Regions from separate parts of the Homo sapiens genome. Here region 1 is linked to region 2. Evidence: chromatin loops called from intact Hi-C (ENCODE). Cell type or tissue: heart right ventricle. All regions are shown on one strand.

Evidence for each region. A loop is a pair of places that touch in the nucleus more often than their neighbours do. Peaks named below come from ENCODE experiments on the same cell type or tissue, not always from the same donor. Only the 100,000 strongest peaks of a DNase experiment are listed, where the experiment ranks them.
Region 1: a loop joins it to region 2, with 4 times the contacts of the local background. A loop is called at or near these places in 5 of 110 quality-filtered maps.

The regions. Positions count from the first base shown.
Region 1 is chrX:10,594,307-10,602,306 of GRCh38, forward strand. All of the region lies in intron 1 of MID1 (midline 1), which reads right to left. Among named protein-coding and RNA genes, the nearest start is that of MID1, 22 kb to the right of the region's middle. In heart right ventricle, a CTCF peak has its summit at 3,756 (motif pointing left); DNase peaks (open chromatin) are centred at 3,773 and 4,465; H3K27ac peaks cover 2,767 bases.
Region 2 is chrX:10,477,877-10,485,876 of GRCh38, forward strand. It overlaps MID1 (midline 1), which reads right to left. Exons shown (of 10, transcript NM_000381.4): 5 at 4,604-4,752. Among named protein-coding and RNA genes, the nearest start is that of MID1, 140 kb to the right of the region's middle. In heart right ventricle, no CTCF peak of the experiment used is centred here; DNase peaks (open chromatin) are centred at 4,585 and 5,495; H3K4me3 peaks cover 921 bases; H3K27ac peaks cover 4,304 bases.

The DNA.
Region 1 (8,000 bases), 120 kb after region 2:
CTTTGTCCTTCTATCTGTACTGTCTTCTCTCAGTATCTTTTCACCAAGCCTTGCCCTGAAGAACGATAATGACACCAAAACATAGGCACTTTTTCTTTCTAAGGACCCCTCAAGGGATATTATAAACTTAATGTCTTGGGGAATTCTGCAGAGACTTTCCAAACTGGTATACTCAAAATCAGTGTCAAGGCCCTGAGGGTGATTGGGCCCCAACTTCTGTCACCACAGTGATTTCCAGGTTGATTGGGTGCACGTGACATCCTTGGGTCAAGGGTATGGACAAGTAGCCCTGTGCCATATAGAACCACCAAACACTCTTCCAGCCCATAGAAGCAGCATTGGGAAGTACTGCGGATTATTACCTGCTGACTGTGTGTGAAGTTGTCCTTCCAATAAATACTTATTTTCCTTAGAAAAGGGCAAAAAGGTCTCATGATACATTACTTAGGTAACTGTTATACCCTAATAGAGTAGCGCACTTGTATTAATTCTTCACCATACAAGACAAAGAATATATATAAAATTTGGTGACTTAATGGAAATAATATTTATTTAGGGAGTGATGAATTCTAGGCAAAATAAAGAATGCATCAATATTCCTAACACCCAAATGGTTGACATGTGATGCAATTTACATAAGGCTTCCTTTGAATTTCATTTTTTGGAGCTTTCCTTCATATATCCATAACTGGCATTTAAAAAAATACCTACAATATGCCAGGCACTTTATACAAATTGGGTCTAATCCCTACCCAATCCCTAAATAGTGGGTATCATTTTCCCCCTTCTGCAGATGAGGAAACTGAGACACAGAGTTAAAGCATCTTCTCCAGGGCCACACAACTGGCACATGGCAGAGACCAGTTTAGAATCTGGGTTTTTCTGACTCTTAAAGATCTCTTTCTGGAAGTGAAATTACTATGTCGAAGACACACCCGCATATTCATGTTTATTGCAGCACTCTTCACAATAGTCAAGATATGGAATCAGCCTAAGTGCCCATCTACAGACAAAAGGATAAAGAAAATATATTTCTTTATGGGGATGATTAGGACAATGGAATACTATTCAGCCATAAAAAGGATGAAATCCTGTCATTTTTGGCAACATGGATGAGCCTGGAGGACATTATGTTAGGTGGAATAAGTCAGGCACAGAAGACAATTACTACATGGAACAAACCTGCACATTTACCCCTTGAATCTAAAATAAAAATTCAAATTATAAATAAAATAAAATAAAATTTAAAAACATTAAAAAAGATAAATACCACATGATCTCACTCATATGTGGAATCTAAAGAAGTCAATTTCATAGCAGTAGAGAGTAGAACAGTGGTTCCCAGAGGCTGCTGAGGGTATGGGGGAAGGGAGGAACGGGTAGAGATTGGTCAATAGGTACACAAAGTTAGACAAGAAGAGTAAGTTTTGATGTGCTATCACACAGTAGGGTGACTACAGCAAATAACAATGTAATATATATTCAAGACAGCTAGAAGAGAATATTTTGACTGTTGTCACCACAAAGAAATAATAAATGCTTAAAATGATGGATGTGGTAATTACCCCAATCTGATAATTATACTGTGTATCCATGTACTGAAACATCACATTGTACCCCATAAATATGTACAATTATTAGGTGTCAATTATAAGTACAAATTTTTTTTAAAAAAAATTTCTTTCCTCAGCAACATATTGCTGCTACAGCTTCAAGGAATTGGAAATTTTTGATAAACTAATATGAATAAAACGTGGACGCTGTAGATTCTGGCAGTATTTCAACTACTTCTAAACTTTAATTTTGAAAAGACAAATAGTTAAACATTGGTCATGTGTTCCTTCTTCACCAGGAGCTATTCAGAAATTTCACAGGCTAAACCCTCCCAGTTCTGTCTTAGAAGGACTGACATCTGGATCATATTGGCAAGGGGGTGCTTTAAACATAAGAGAAAATTAGGAGAAAGACCTAAGACTGGATTACTTCCACGAGTTCACTCACCGATACCCGCCCAAGTACTGTCTTTTTTCTTGTAACTAGCTTGTCACCCATTCTTTCTACTCAGTGAACAATGGCTTGTGACCTCACAGTTAGCGAGTTCATAGGAGAAATATATCAGTTATAATTAATGTTTACTAGAATAAATGTAAATATTTTAAAACATACAACAGTTCCAAGAACATGTGATTTCCATTTTATTTTATGAAACATTAAAAATCCACTTGTCCACCCCATTAATTATAACCTGCTCCCAGCCCTGACCTGTATATAATTCCTCCTGACATAAATTGGAACAAGGTGCTCAGAATAGAAGCAGCCTACACCCCAACTGGGCTACAAAATGTCAAGTTCCCAAACCTCTCAAAAGTGTAACCTGACATTTTGCTAAGATTAGAGACAGTTTATGAATTTAAAAAGAGGGCTTAAGGACTCACCACAGTTAAACCTACAGTAACTCCTGAAATATCCAAAGTAAATAGGACTAAGGGAGCCCTGGGGACACCAAAACCCTGTTAGAAGAGAAGGAACAGTCTTTAGTGGGTGGTATTTCTTTGCAGAAAATAATGTACATGCATTCAACCAGAATTAAGAAGAATGCAACAATAAACTTTGAGGCTTGAAGCCCTCTAGAGATCTAAAGGAGTCATGAATGGGCCATGTGAAATATTTCTCCTTTTGCTACATGTGAATGATTGAATTTATACTGCCCATTAATCCTAAATGTTGAAGGCAAAAAAAAAGAGAGAGAGAGAGAATGGCTAACTTTTTAAATAGTATTCTTCTTGACATGAATATAATATGTATTTATTATACATATGTATAATGTATATTGGTGAATATTTATAACATTCCCAAAGAGCAAAACACCTATAGAAGGATCTAACCGCAAAGAAGCAACATTCCACAGGTTGATCTTTCTAGTCATTTTCTGTACCTCTTAGCCACAAAAATGGGATCAGACTTTACGTTTTGTTTTGCAAGTTGTTATTTTAAATATAATATATTGGGTGATTTTTCATGTGTAAAGATTCTTCTGACTTTTCAAGATTAATTTCAAGTACCTTTTAGTACAACTAAAGTATTACAGCCACCTTCCAAATCAAATAGACTATATAAGCTGAAGATTTACTAAATATTAAAATGTTAGCAATTTTTCCCCATTATAACATGCACTGTCAATAGGGGCAATATTGCCCCCAAGAGCGAGAAAACTAGTTCTCAGTGGCAAACAAACAAACAAACAAACAAAAAACCTTACTCTTTTTATGCACAAAGCACAGATATACATAAATAGATTTATACTATATTTGTGGTATTAAAATTTCATGCAAGGAGCAATTAGCAAAAAATGTTTCAACAGGCTCCTTGTGACAGGGGGTTGAAAATGAAAATAGGTTGTAAACACTGCACTACAGCATCAGACTTGTAAAAAGTGGCCTTCATATTGCTAGAGTTCAGAAGATGATTTTTTCCATTTTAAATTTATCAACCTTGAATACATTTTTAACTCATTTCTTAGTTGCAGAAACCAAGGTTCCAAGCAGCAGATTTTTGGAGAGTTAATGTTTTGTGATAACCCCATGGTCAGCACATGTGATATCTGCCATGTTCTTACTAAAGACTCCTTGGGGTCTGGGTTAGGAGGCACATGTTGAGTGAGAGGATGTTTTGAGGGCAGATGAACACATCATCTCAGAAAGAGCTAGGGCCTGCTAAGTCTGCATCTCAACATTTATCAGCTCTTGCTCTGTGCTGCCCTCTTGTGATGTCTGGGCCTCCAGTATGCCTTGATCTCAAAACCTTCAGTTGCCCTAAATTGATGGACCACCTGCCTTCCAGTGCTTCTTGGCACCAACACCAGGAGATGGTGAAGGAAAGAAGAGAACACCAAAAGCAGCAGATTTCCTTAGAGGAAGAAGCCAGTGTCAGAAGAGGAAGAAAAAGTCACAAAACTTCGCTTTGGCCCTTTAACCCTAGGAAAGGGTGGGCCAATTTTCCACAAAGCTGCTGTTATTACAGGTCACACAGCTCACCAAGGAGCAAGGCAGGAGCTGAGATTCTTCATCACCTTCTGTGGTAGGCAGACTTTCTAAAATGGCAGCCCAAAGATGTCCACCTGAAGCCCTGGAACTTGTGAATGTGACATCACTCCTTGGATTGTGTTGTGTTACAGAGCACAGTTGATGTTAGAAAGGGAGATGATGCAGGTGGGCCTGACCTAATCACATGAACCCTTAACTGCTGAGAACGTTTCCTGACTGATGAAAGAGGAATTTAGAGAGATTCTATGTGTGTGAAGGACTCAATGTGCTGTTGCTTTGAGGTTGGAGATGGCCACTTAAGAAGGAATGCAGATGTCCCTTAGAAAGAGTGGACCACAGCTTATAGCTATCAAGGAGTTCAGTCTTACAGCTGCCAGAGAGTAAATTCTGCCAACAACCAGAGCGAGCTTGGCAGCAAATTCTTCCCTAGGGCCTCCAGATAAGAGCTTCGTCTGGCCAACAGCTCGATTTCAGTCTTGTGAGACCCTGAGCAGAGAACACAGCTGGGCCACCCAGACTTGCAACCTACAGAGCCACGAGCTAATAAATGGGGTGTTGGTTTAATCTGTACATTTGTGCTAATTTGCTATGCAGCAATAGTAAATGAACACACCTTCCCTTCTCTATGACCATCCTGACGGGGGGGATCCTGGCAATGTCTGTCTCCTAGATCACAGATTCTGGTGAGTGACAATCAGTTCAAATACAGTATCCAATCCCGGGTCTCTGACTGACTTCTTAACCCTTCAAGAATCCACAATAAGTCTTGCCAGACAAGTCCTAGCTCTTGACCTCTGCTCTGACCAACTGTCCCTTAGGAAGATTTTAATCACCTTCCGCTTAATGATCAATTTCTCAGGGCTCTCCGCTTTCACACCCTCTACCACCTGGCTTATTTAGTGCTTAGCATCTTCTCCAAGTCAAGCATCCATCTGGTGTATTTCACTCTGGTTGTCTTTTACCTGCTTAGAACTTTTCTTTCTACATCTAGAACGTGTTCATTCTGCCTCTTCAAATCTCCAATGCCCTTATTTTCCTATAATGGGCTGCTCAAAGATTATGTAAGAAGAAAAGTGAAAGTCTGAATACTCTTCCATGTGTTAATTTTCCTGAATTTTCTATAGGGGAAACAGAAACAGTGATGATATGCCATGATCATATGCTATGGTGGAAAGAGAAGGAAAAGGATTAAGCATCAGACATGGTTGAATGTGAAACTTTCCCAGTATTTTATCACCTCTGCATGTTTTTAAATTTTTCCAGGCCTCATGCTCCTCATTTGTAAAAGAATAATAGTAATACTTAACTCATAGAGCTGCAAGGAGGAATGAAAATGGTAAAGACCCACATAACAGAAACCAGCACGCACAAACACTTAAATATCACTGTGAGAAGAATTGAGGTGGTTGTTTGTATAAAATACTTCCAATTTTTCAGAGGCTGTAGCTTTGTAAATAATCTTTTTATCTCTTCTATTATCATAAGAACAAAGCCATTGTCACCCTTCCTTAAGACAGGGTTTAGCCTTGACAGTTAGAGTATTGTGTAACATGGAAACAATGATTTGACATTAGAATGCTGTATCCATTGCTCTGAGAATAAAGAAAGTGAGTTTTAGGATTAGGAATAAAGTTCTTCAGTTGCCACATTTGTTAGGATATTTCTGGGTTTTCTGTAAAGTTGAGTAAACCCTAGGCCCCATGAAGGCAGGGCCCATGCTTAATTCATCCTGAGTATCTACAGGGTTTGGTTGAAAACTGTGTCCTCAGTAAGTACTTACCCACTTATTCATTTATTTATGCATTGAAAAATCAGTTAAAGAGTAAAATTTAGCTGGGCACAGTGGCATGCTTGTAGTCTCAGCATTTTGGGTGGCTGAGGTGGGAAGATCGCTTGAGCCCAGGAGTTCGAGGCCAGCCTGAGCAACATAGTGAGACCCCATCTCAACAAAGAAAAAAAAAAGAGTAAAATTTCTGCTGAAAACTGTGGTGAGCTCAACATTTTATTTTTTTGAATTCTCCTTATGTTCCTATTGAACATTTATAACTTTAATTTTTCTTCTAATTAATAAATCTTAATACTTCTCTGATAGAACCAAAGGGGATATTTGGATACTTGGGGGTTGGGGAAGGTGGGACATATGCTCCCCAAAATCTCCAAGTTCTTCAGCTTCTGACTTGTGCTCCAACCTGAAAATAAACCCAGAAAGTGTCATATAAAATGGCCAACATATTTCCAACTGTTTTCTTCCTTTTGTATTTCCCACTCATTACCCAGGATGCATTTCCAGTGTCCTAGTGGCCCTGTCTTACACCAACTGTTGCTTCCTGCTTCTGAACATCAGGGACTTTAAATTCCAGATTTAAGAGACTTGCGTGTTGAAAAGCTTTTCTCTTTCTGTAAATTACTTGTCATTAAAATAACAAAGGATGCACTCATTAGTCAAATTAAAGATCATCTATCTGGAAGTGTGTCAAATGCAGATAAAGTATAAAGAAGCATTGTTGATACTTTTTTTTTTAAATGTGGACTTAATGAATAACTTTGCTGTTAAAATTCAGCAGCCAAGCGCAATGAAAAATTCCCATGGCTTTAAAATTCACAGCTTTGGCAGACTTCTTAATGGACAAAGTTCAAGAGATTCATAGCTTCCCTAACTTAAAATAAAAATCCCCAAACCACACAAGGTAGCATTATTATACTCTGAATACTCTTAAGAAAAGGTCTTATTAGCTGATGCTTCATAATTATTTGCTAAAAAAGTTGAGTGTTATAATTTAGCCTCTCACTAGCTTAGCCTTTAGACATAATGTAGCATTATTGCTTTAAGTTTTATACTGGCTTAAGGTAAGTAACGTGCTTCCCAACAACCTGCTGATTAGTAGAGTCCCTTTCTCAGTCATTACCCTAGAGCAGGGTTCTGCAAACTATAGACCACAGGCCGCCTATGTACCAAATCCAGGCCTCTGCCTGTTTTTGTGTGGCCCACAAGCTAAGAATGGTTCTTACATTTTTAAGTGGTTGAAAAAAAAATTGTTTAAATATTATTTTGTGACTTGTGAAAATTATGTGAAATTCAAATTTCAGTGTCTATAAATAAAGTTTTTTTGGAACACAGTTACCTCCAATTGCTTTATATAGTCTATGTCGAGCTGAGGGGTTTGGACAGAGACTGCATGGCCACAAAACCCAAAATATTTACTGTCTGGTCCTTTATGAACAAGGGTGCTGACCCCTGGCCTAGATTCATGCTCTATAAGAACCGTACAAATAGCTTGACACTTTCTCCCCTAATAGTGTGGGGCTGTCCATAGATCCTGGTAGTCACATGATCCTGCTCTGACTACTGCCCTTGTCACATATGCACACAGACATATACATACACACACACGTACGTGTGCACACACATTTTTTTTTCCAATTATTGGGAATGGGGAAGAAGGAGAATGACTAATAGCCAAGCCTACCCCTGTTCCCTAGGGTTGTGGGAATATTCTGCTTGTTCCCTTTGGCGAAATGGAATTGGAGTTTTTGTTTTTGTTTTTGTTTTTGTTTTTTTTTTTTTGAGACAGAGTCTCGCTCTGTCGCCCAGGCTGGAGTACAGTGGCGCAATCTCGACTCACTGCAAGCTCCGCCTCCCGGGTTCACGCCCATTCTCCTGCCTCAGCCTCCCGAGTAGCTGGGACTACAAGTGCCCGCCACCATGCCCGGCTAATTTTTTGTATTTTTAGTACAGACGGGGTTTCACCATGTTAGCCAGGATGGTCTCGATCTCCTAACCTCGTGATCCACCCGCCTCAGCCTCCCAAAGTGCGGAATTGGAGTATTTTAATCTGGGATAAAATCTCTGTAACAATTAAGCAAATAGTTTCTGACTTTTTTTTTTTTTTTTTTACCACCAATGACCACTTTTAAAAAAATTTTTAAATGCTTGGATGCTATGCTTATCATTCTTAA
Region 2 (8,000 bases):
TAATGCCTATGAACACCCTGCAGACACACTTCCAAAACCACTGATCAGATATGCTCTAATTCTTTGAACCAAGCAACATCTTTTCAGAATTGACAACTGGAGTTCTTGGCTTTGTATTCTGGAAAAGATCCTTGAACTGCCTATTGTAGTGAGGAACAGAAGGATCACCTTGAGGAGTCTGAGAACCTCCTAGGTGCTTTGAACAATAGGTACTATTCAGAGGGAAGTTTCTTTTTATCACCTTCTTGATACAGATAAGTTACTGCTATAAGGGATTTTAATTCTAGATTCTTCATAAGCAGACCAACTTTCTTATGCCTGGACTTAGTGAATAGCTTTGCTTATTTAAAATAATGCTATAAAGGTGCATATACAATCACACCAAAGACCTATCTACTAGTGTAGCTTGAGAATATAGTACATTATACATTTGCATTCATCTAGTGAGTGGGAAGGAAGAGAACTAGTATTTGTTGCATGTTCATCTTGTGACAGAAACTAGGCTAATGTTTTTACTACATTATTGCATTTTATCCCCACAATAACCATCTTAGGTAGGAATAATTAGTCCCGTCTTACAGATTTATGGATCCATTCATTCATTCACTCATTCACTCATGTCAGGCAGCTCGCAATGTGCTGGGGCTATAATGGTAAAAACAAGGTGGCTAGGGTACCTGCCTACTTGGAGTATATGAGCAAAATTAGCCAATGTTAATGAGCAGCCTCAATGCTATCTATAATTACTAAGCAATTAGCACAGAGCCAAACAACCGGTTCCAAAGCAAAAGCATCTCCTACAATGTAAAGCTTGAGGCTCTCTCCCCTTTTGGAGTTGTTTGATGTTTCTGAAATGAAAGAAAAATTTACAGTTTTGATTCAGCTTGTAGGAGGACATATCCACTTTAAGTCGCTTAACGATGCAGAAAATCTCATCTAAGTCTCACTTCAAGAATGCCTGCGGGATTAAAAGTTTGTTCTGGGCTCCACACCTGAATTGAAGAATAAAGATTGTTTGGAAGTATACAGGAGCCAAAGCCCAAGGCAGGCACAATAGGAGACAGAAAAAAGAAGTCATGTCCTAGAGAAGAATGTTAAGTGACAGGTTGATGAATAGGGGCAGGTAGACAGAGAGTAGCATTGGAAAAAAGACACACAAGGCGGGCTAGACTGACATGTTGAAACGTGAAAACAGAGATCCAACTAACACTCATGGAGTAGCTATAATGCTAATGACCTGTTCTTAGGAACTTAAAGCAATGTCATCACAACAGTGACAGCTATTCTGAAACCAATTTTTTTAAATAATTTTTTTATTAGTAAAAACAATTCTTTTGTGGGTATATAGTAGGTGTTTATATTTATGGAGTACATGAGATATTTTGATACAGGCATGCAATGTGAAATAAGCACATCACAGAGAATAAGTTATCAATCCCCTCAAGCATTTATCCTTTGGGTTACAAACAATCCAGTTACATTTTTAAGTTTTTTTTTAAACATACGATTAAGTTATTATTGACTATAGTCACCCTATTGTGCTACCAAATAGTAGGTCTTATTCATTCTTTCTTTTTTCCCATTAACCATCCCTACCCACCCCCACTCCCACAACTCCCTACTATACTTCCCAGCCTCTGGTAACCATCCTTCTACTCTCTATGTCCGTGAGTTCAATCGTTTTGATTTTTAGATTCCACAAATAAGTGACAGCATGCAATGTTTGTCTTTCTGTGCCTGGCTTAGTTCACTTAATGATCTGCAGTTCCATCCATGTTGTTGCAAATAACTAGATCTCATCCTTTTTTATGGTTGACTAGTACTCCATTGTATATATGTACCACATTTTCTTTATTCATTCATCTGTTGATGGACACTTAGGTTGCTTCCAAATCTTAGCTATTGTAAAAGTGCTGCAGCAAACACAGGAGTGAGGATATCTCTTCTATATACTGATTTCGTTTCTTTTGGGTATGTACCTAGCAGTAGGATTGCTGGATTATATGATAGCTTAATTTTTGGATTTTTGAGGAACCTCCAAACTGTTCCTGAACCCAATTTTCTAAGTAGAAAATAGCTCAAAGACCCATAGTTAAAAAGTGGCAGTGCTAGGACTGGAACCCAGGTCTGCCAACTTCTAGTCTAAGCCCAGTGTCCTTTTTCTATATCCTAGCTGCTGGAAGGATAGAAAGGCTCAGGAATTAGCCAAGAGGATTGACAAATAGTGATGGGAGGAGAGGGGACTGCAGAAACAGAGACAAGGCTCTTGGCAAATTTTTACAGGCTCTGTGAATTCAAACTTGACAGAAGCACATTCTTTGTAGAAAGAGAAATCAAAGTCATGTTCCTGCTCTTGATGAGTTGGGCTTGTTATAGAGAGAGCTGAATGGGAGCAGATACGTCCCACTGGAACTGAGGGAGATTGTATGTGGGCATTCCCACACCTGTGCTATACTTCAGATGCATATCTTCTTTCAGCAATAACTGTTATGGGGTCACATCATCCCTGGTCACTAGGTAAGAATTTATTCATGTGACACTTGGTTGAATCTTCAGGGATTGATGAGGAATGCAGTTCATAATAGCCATTTCATCTGGACATCTCAAAGTTCATAGATGGAGAAAAGTACTCCTGGATTCCGGTTGGAAACCGTGACCTAAGTGTAAACGCTATCTATTAGTGTCCTAGGTACACTGGAGTATTAGTGCTATTTGCAGTTTTTAACTTTAGGGTGAATATTGAGCAACTGGATATGGCCCAGGGAAAATAAACATTTGGAACCAAGGAATCAGGAGGAAAGAAATGGGCCTCTCAGAGTAAGGAGGAGAGCATCTTAAGTACATAACAGGGATGATAGCCAGCTGTTATCCATGCCTTTTAGAAGAGATAAGTATCTAATCAGCTACAAAAGGAATTTTCCTCAAATATAAGAAATAATACAGTCAAGCCGATTGGACAGTAGACCAGAGTTGTAAAAACACGATACATTACTCTTTAAGAAGAGTGAAAATGGAGATGTCAATCACTCCTCCTCTATGCGATATTTTGAGAATTAGCACAAGTTTCCGAAACAAGCAAGCACTCAATAAATGTTAGTTTCCTTTCTCTTTCTTTGAATAAATTTGAGTCATAAGATGGCGAGTATTTTTTTTCCTAGGCCAGGGGTTGGCAAAGTATGGTCTACTGCCTGTTTTTGTAATGGTTTTATTGGCACACAGCCACACCCATTTGTTTCTATATTATCTATGGCCGCTTTAGAGCTAGCTACAATGGCAGAGTTGAGTAGCTGTGACCAAGACCTTACAACCTGCAAAGCGGAAAAATATTTACTTGATGATCCTTTATAGAAAAAGTCTGCTGATCTCTGCTCTAGGATGAAGATCAGCATGCATGAGCTCTCTGGGGTCTTCTAGAGATAGGATTCTATTATTGCTTTGGATAAAGGGCAGTTGACTCTGAAAATTAGAATGAATGAAGTCAAGGCCATTAGCCTGAGTTAGAGATGTCATTTATGTGGCATTGGCTGTACCTGGCCCAGCCTAGTGCTTCTCTTTGTTTTTTCATTTATTTATTTTTTTTGGAGAAAGAGTCTCGCTCTGTTGCCCAGGCTGAAGTGCAGTGGCACGATCTCGGCTCACTGCAACCTCCGCCTCCCAGGTTCAAGCAATTCTCCTGCCTCAGCCTCCCAAGTAGCTGGGATTACAGGCGCCTGCCACCACGCCTAGCTAATTTTTGTATTTTTTTTTTTAGCAGGGACCAGGTTTCACCATGTTAGTCAGGCTGGTCTCGAACTCCTGACCTCAGGTGATCCACCCGCCTTGGCCTCCCAAAGTGCTGGGATTACAGGCGTGAGCCACCGTGCCCGGCTAGTGCTTTTCTTTGGATCCACTAGAATTGCTATAGGTGTTTGTGTCAGTGAAGATGAGCAATTTTTATACCAACCAAGTATGTGTGCCGAAAAAATACTTATCTTTGCCAGTTTTACTGCTGAGCCAACCATTCAGATAACATCACATTAAAGCTCCCTACCTGAGAATAAAGAGTATTTTAAAAGAAGCCCGTATGAGGTTGACAGTTTGGTCCTTTCTCTCCTGCGTGAGTTGGCCTTGACCTTTTCAGGTGAGGCCAAGCTCCTCAACCAAATGAAAATGGGCCTAACAGAGAACAACACCTGTGTGATTTTAAAAAAAAATAGATGAGCCCTGTGATGGAAGAAAATATTCCCTTTAATGTTTTTGCCTTCATTTTGACTCTTTGTTATCAAGTGTACGATAACATCACATCTGAGAGTCACAATAAATGCTGTTTTTGTGCCATCATAAGCTCCCCCCTCGTCCAAAAGCAGGTTGATTTTATTCTTTCTAACTGGTGGACTCTTGTTTCAAAGGCCTTGAACTCCAGACTCCAGGCTGTTACTGAAAGGGCTTTCACATGTCAAAAGGAAGCATCTTTAGCTGGAACAAAACAGCTCAAAGCCTCTATTCTCTCTGGTACTGAGCCTTGAAAATGAAAATAAAAGCAAGGCGAGGGCAAGACCAACCAATCACAGCGCAGATACAAGAGCCCAGCAGCCGAGAAATTCCCAGGGGCCCCTGCACTCACCTCTCGGTGATATTCTTAGCAGTCTGTAGGAAACGCGCATGATCATTCTCCTTCAGAGAGTGTTCCGCTTGGGAGATGAGTGATGCTGACCGCTCAATGCACTGTTTGCAGTTTGCAATCTGCTGAGCCAGTTTGCGAAGCCTCATCACCTTGAACAAAAGAGGCATGGAGAGAGATGGTTACATGGGTGGTCTTGCTTAATGAAAAGGCATCAGGCTGGATCCTTCATTTTGTTGTGTTATCCTTCCATAAAAGTTCAAAAAGTAGGCATAGAGATATATCAAAATATGGAAAGCTCCGTTATGGGACTCTGGTTTAGATATTCCTTATCTCATTGGAGAAGCATTGCTAATTCGTTTTACGAGGAAACACTGAATTGTGAATTGCTTCCCTGTTGATGGGAAAAAAAGGTGTTGCCCAGTGGCAACTTACAAAGGGTCACCAGACGTCTTCCCTGGACTATTCCACACAATGACTGCAAGACTGTAGGGAACCCTGGAACTTTCTCTATCTCAGGTTTATCTTCTTTTCATCAAGAAGATAAAACATCTTTATAGGTGGTGAATCTATGGTTTAAATGAAAACCATTTTCTAAAAAGTGTTTTTTGTAATTCATGTAATAAAATCGAGAATGGAAAGCATTAAGTGTTACTATTTCCCACACTACCTAAAACTCATGTGTTAAATTAACAGAAAGGGAGCATTTTTCCCATTGATTAATATTTTTCCTGTTGAGCAGATGAGAGAAAGCCAAAAAAAGCACAGCTGGGCCATTTCCCCTCACTGGGAACGTCATTTCCAGGCACTTTGTGCTTACTTGATAACTAGGAACTATTTTGATAAGCATTTCCCAGTTGGGATAAAAACGCATGATTGCTTCACAACCTCCATTCCAATTCCTGATTCTGTCTCGCTTGAAAATGTCCCTCAAACATAATTGACCATAACCTCCGGGGCAGGCCAAGATAAGTCCAAGGTAACCCACTTGACCGTTCGCTCTTGTGTTTGAAATGTGCTGTGAGATGAAGTCCTCTAGCCAGAAGCCAAGTTAAAATTAGACAGCTAATTGGAATTGCTGTGTGCCTACTGCCCCCAACCACACACCCAGGGACAGGTTTCAACCGGCTTTATGATAATTCTGGAATGGAAAATAGCCCTGGGTGAAAGGGTACGGAGGAGACCAGTCAATCTGTCTTACAGACAAGGCTGGCCCAAGGCTCTCTCCAGAATTCCTGCTAATTCCAAGAAATTCTTTCTTTCTCCAAGTCGTCATTACCATCCCTGTATAACTCTAATCTAAGAAAAGGAAGGAAAGAGATGTCAGAACTTGAGGCCTCTAAGGAACATCCAATTCCAAGTATGTACTATAAGCAAACAAAGGAAATTCATACTGAATTAGAAGCAGCAGGCACAAGATTTCAGGCAAGGGTGAAAAAAATTCCTGAAAGAGTCAGAGAATGAAGTGTCAAAACTTTAGGGCAAATAATATAGGATCGTGAGCCTGGTAAAAGACTTAATGCATTATAATTATAGTTACTGTCCCCAGTGGATTAATTGTATTCATTAGTGGAATAAAATAACACTTATTTTACACCAAATAGAATTTAGCCTCTGGCATCATTCTATCTGGAGGCAAAGCTAAGGAAGGCATCCAGTACGCGCAGGATATTAGAACATGTTCATAAGAAACTGTCAGAGGAAGGAAAATTCCAGAAGGAAAACTAATTTACAGTCCACAGGACAAACCAAGTGAATGGAATATTTAATCACACAGCATAAAGAATCATTTAAATTACATGGCCGAATTGCAGATGTTTAATACAATTCCAGCAAAAGAAAATAAGGTCAAAATATTCCTTTAGAATAACTTCATGACAACTACTTATCCTTTAGATATGCCTATTAAAGACCACACACATTTCAAATGCGATGATGCTTGAACTCCAGTTTCTTCTTTTCTTTTTCTATCATGATATTGAACATTAAAAGTGACATAACAGGAAAAAGAATAAAAGAGCCCTAAATCATGCAAAAATTAAAGCAAGACAAAATGAGAGTCGCCTGTGAAAATATCGGAATGTTCTACAGAGAACAATTTTGGGCATAATTTTAGTTATAGGTTAGTGTACAATTTCATCTGATACATCTGATTTGAGCTTTGCAAACCTAGTGTAAAAGAATCAGCTGGGCATCATTTTGAAAGAAAAACAGTAGATGTTTGGGTCTACGCTCCAATATTTGAGTTAAGGAGTTGTAATTCGCAGAGCAGGAGGAATTTCCATTTCAACAAGCAACAAATGTTTTTAAGCCTGCAGGTGATGAATCATTAGGACAGTCAGGACTAGCCTTTAAAAAACCAAATAGAAGAGGAGAAAAGCAAATAGCAGAGTGCATTCCTGGTAGAAAAGGCAAGTTGGGTTTTGTAAAACCTTTTGTGTGTGTGCATGCGTGCACGCTGTATTGTGATGTCATATATATTTCTTACTGCGGGTTACAGTAAAAAAAAAAAGAAAAAAGAAAAACACTGCTCTAAGTTAGGTGTTCCTAGGCTGTGATCTGTGGGCCAAATCAGCATACAGCCTGTTTGTGTAAATAAAGCTTTATTGGCATACTACCACACTCATTGGTTACACATAATCTATGGCTGCTTTCTTGCTACAATGTTGTGCAGAAGTGAGTTGCTGCAACAGAGACCGTATGGCAAAGCCTAAAATATTTGTTATCTGGCCCTTGACAGAAAAGTCGGCTAACCCCTGGCTTAAATGATTACAGTCAGATGGCCCTGATTTGCAGCACACTCTGAAACACTGTCCTACTTGTCACAGCACTTCAAACTCAGACACCCAGCATGGAGCGAAGTACTTAGTTTTCTATTAGACAACACTTTTTAATGTATTATTTTTAAAAGTTGACAAGGTGAATAAAATTTGATGTTTAAAAAAATTAGATACTGACACATAAAAAGATTCTGTATGTGTCTGCCTTAATGCTGCAAGGGAAATATTTTCCAGTCAACTCTTCATTTTTCCTTTGGGAAGTGAGATTACCACATTGCAACTTTTGGAATTTACTCTCTACTAGTCATGGAAATAGTTTGCCTGCTGGAATCTCCTTTTAGCAGGGACACAGGGCTGTTTATATCATTTTATTTGCTGTTTATTATACCTTACACATTCTTTTAAAAGCCGCTTTATTTTGCTTGAAATGCGTTTTAAACACTTATTTTTATATAAATCTTTTTATATGTATGTAGGATACACAACCCAAAACAATTAGGTCCAAACAATGCATCCTCAATTCACACAAGTATCTGAACTGAAAATGAGGCCTGTTCTCACCATCTCTTTAAGGCCATGGAGAGCTCAACATTTAGTCCAAGTTAATTTTCTTAAACTTT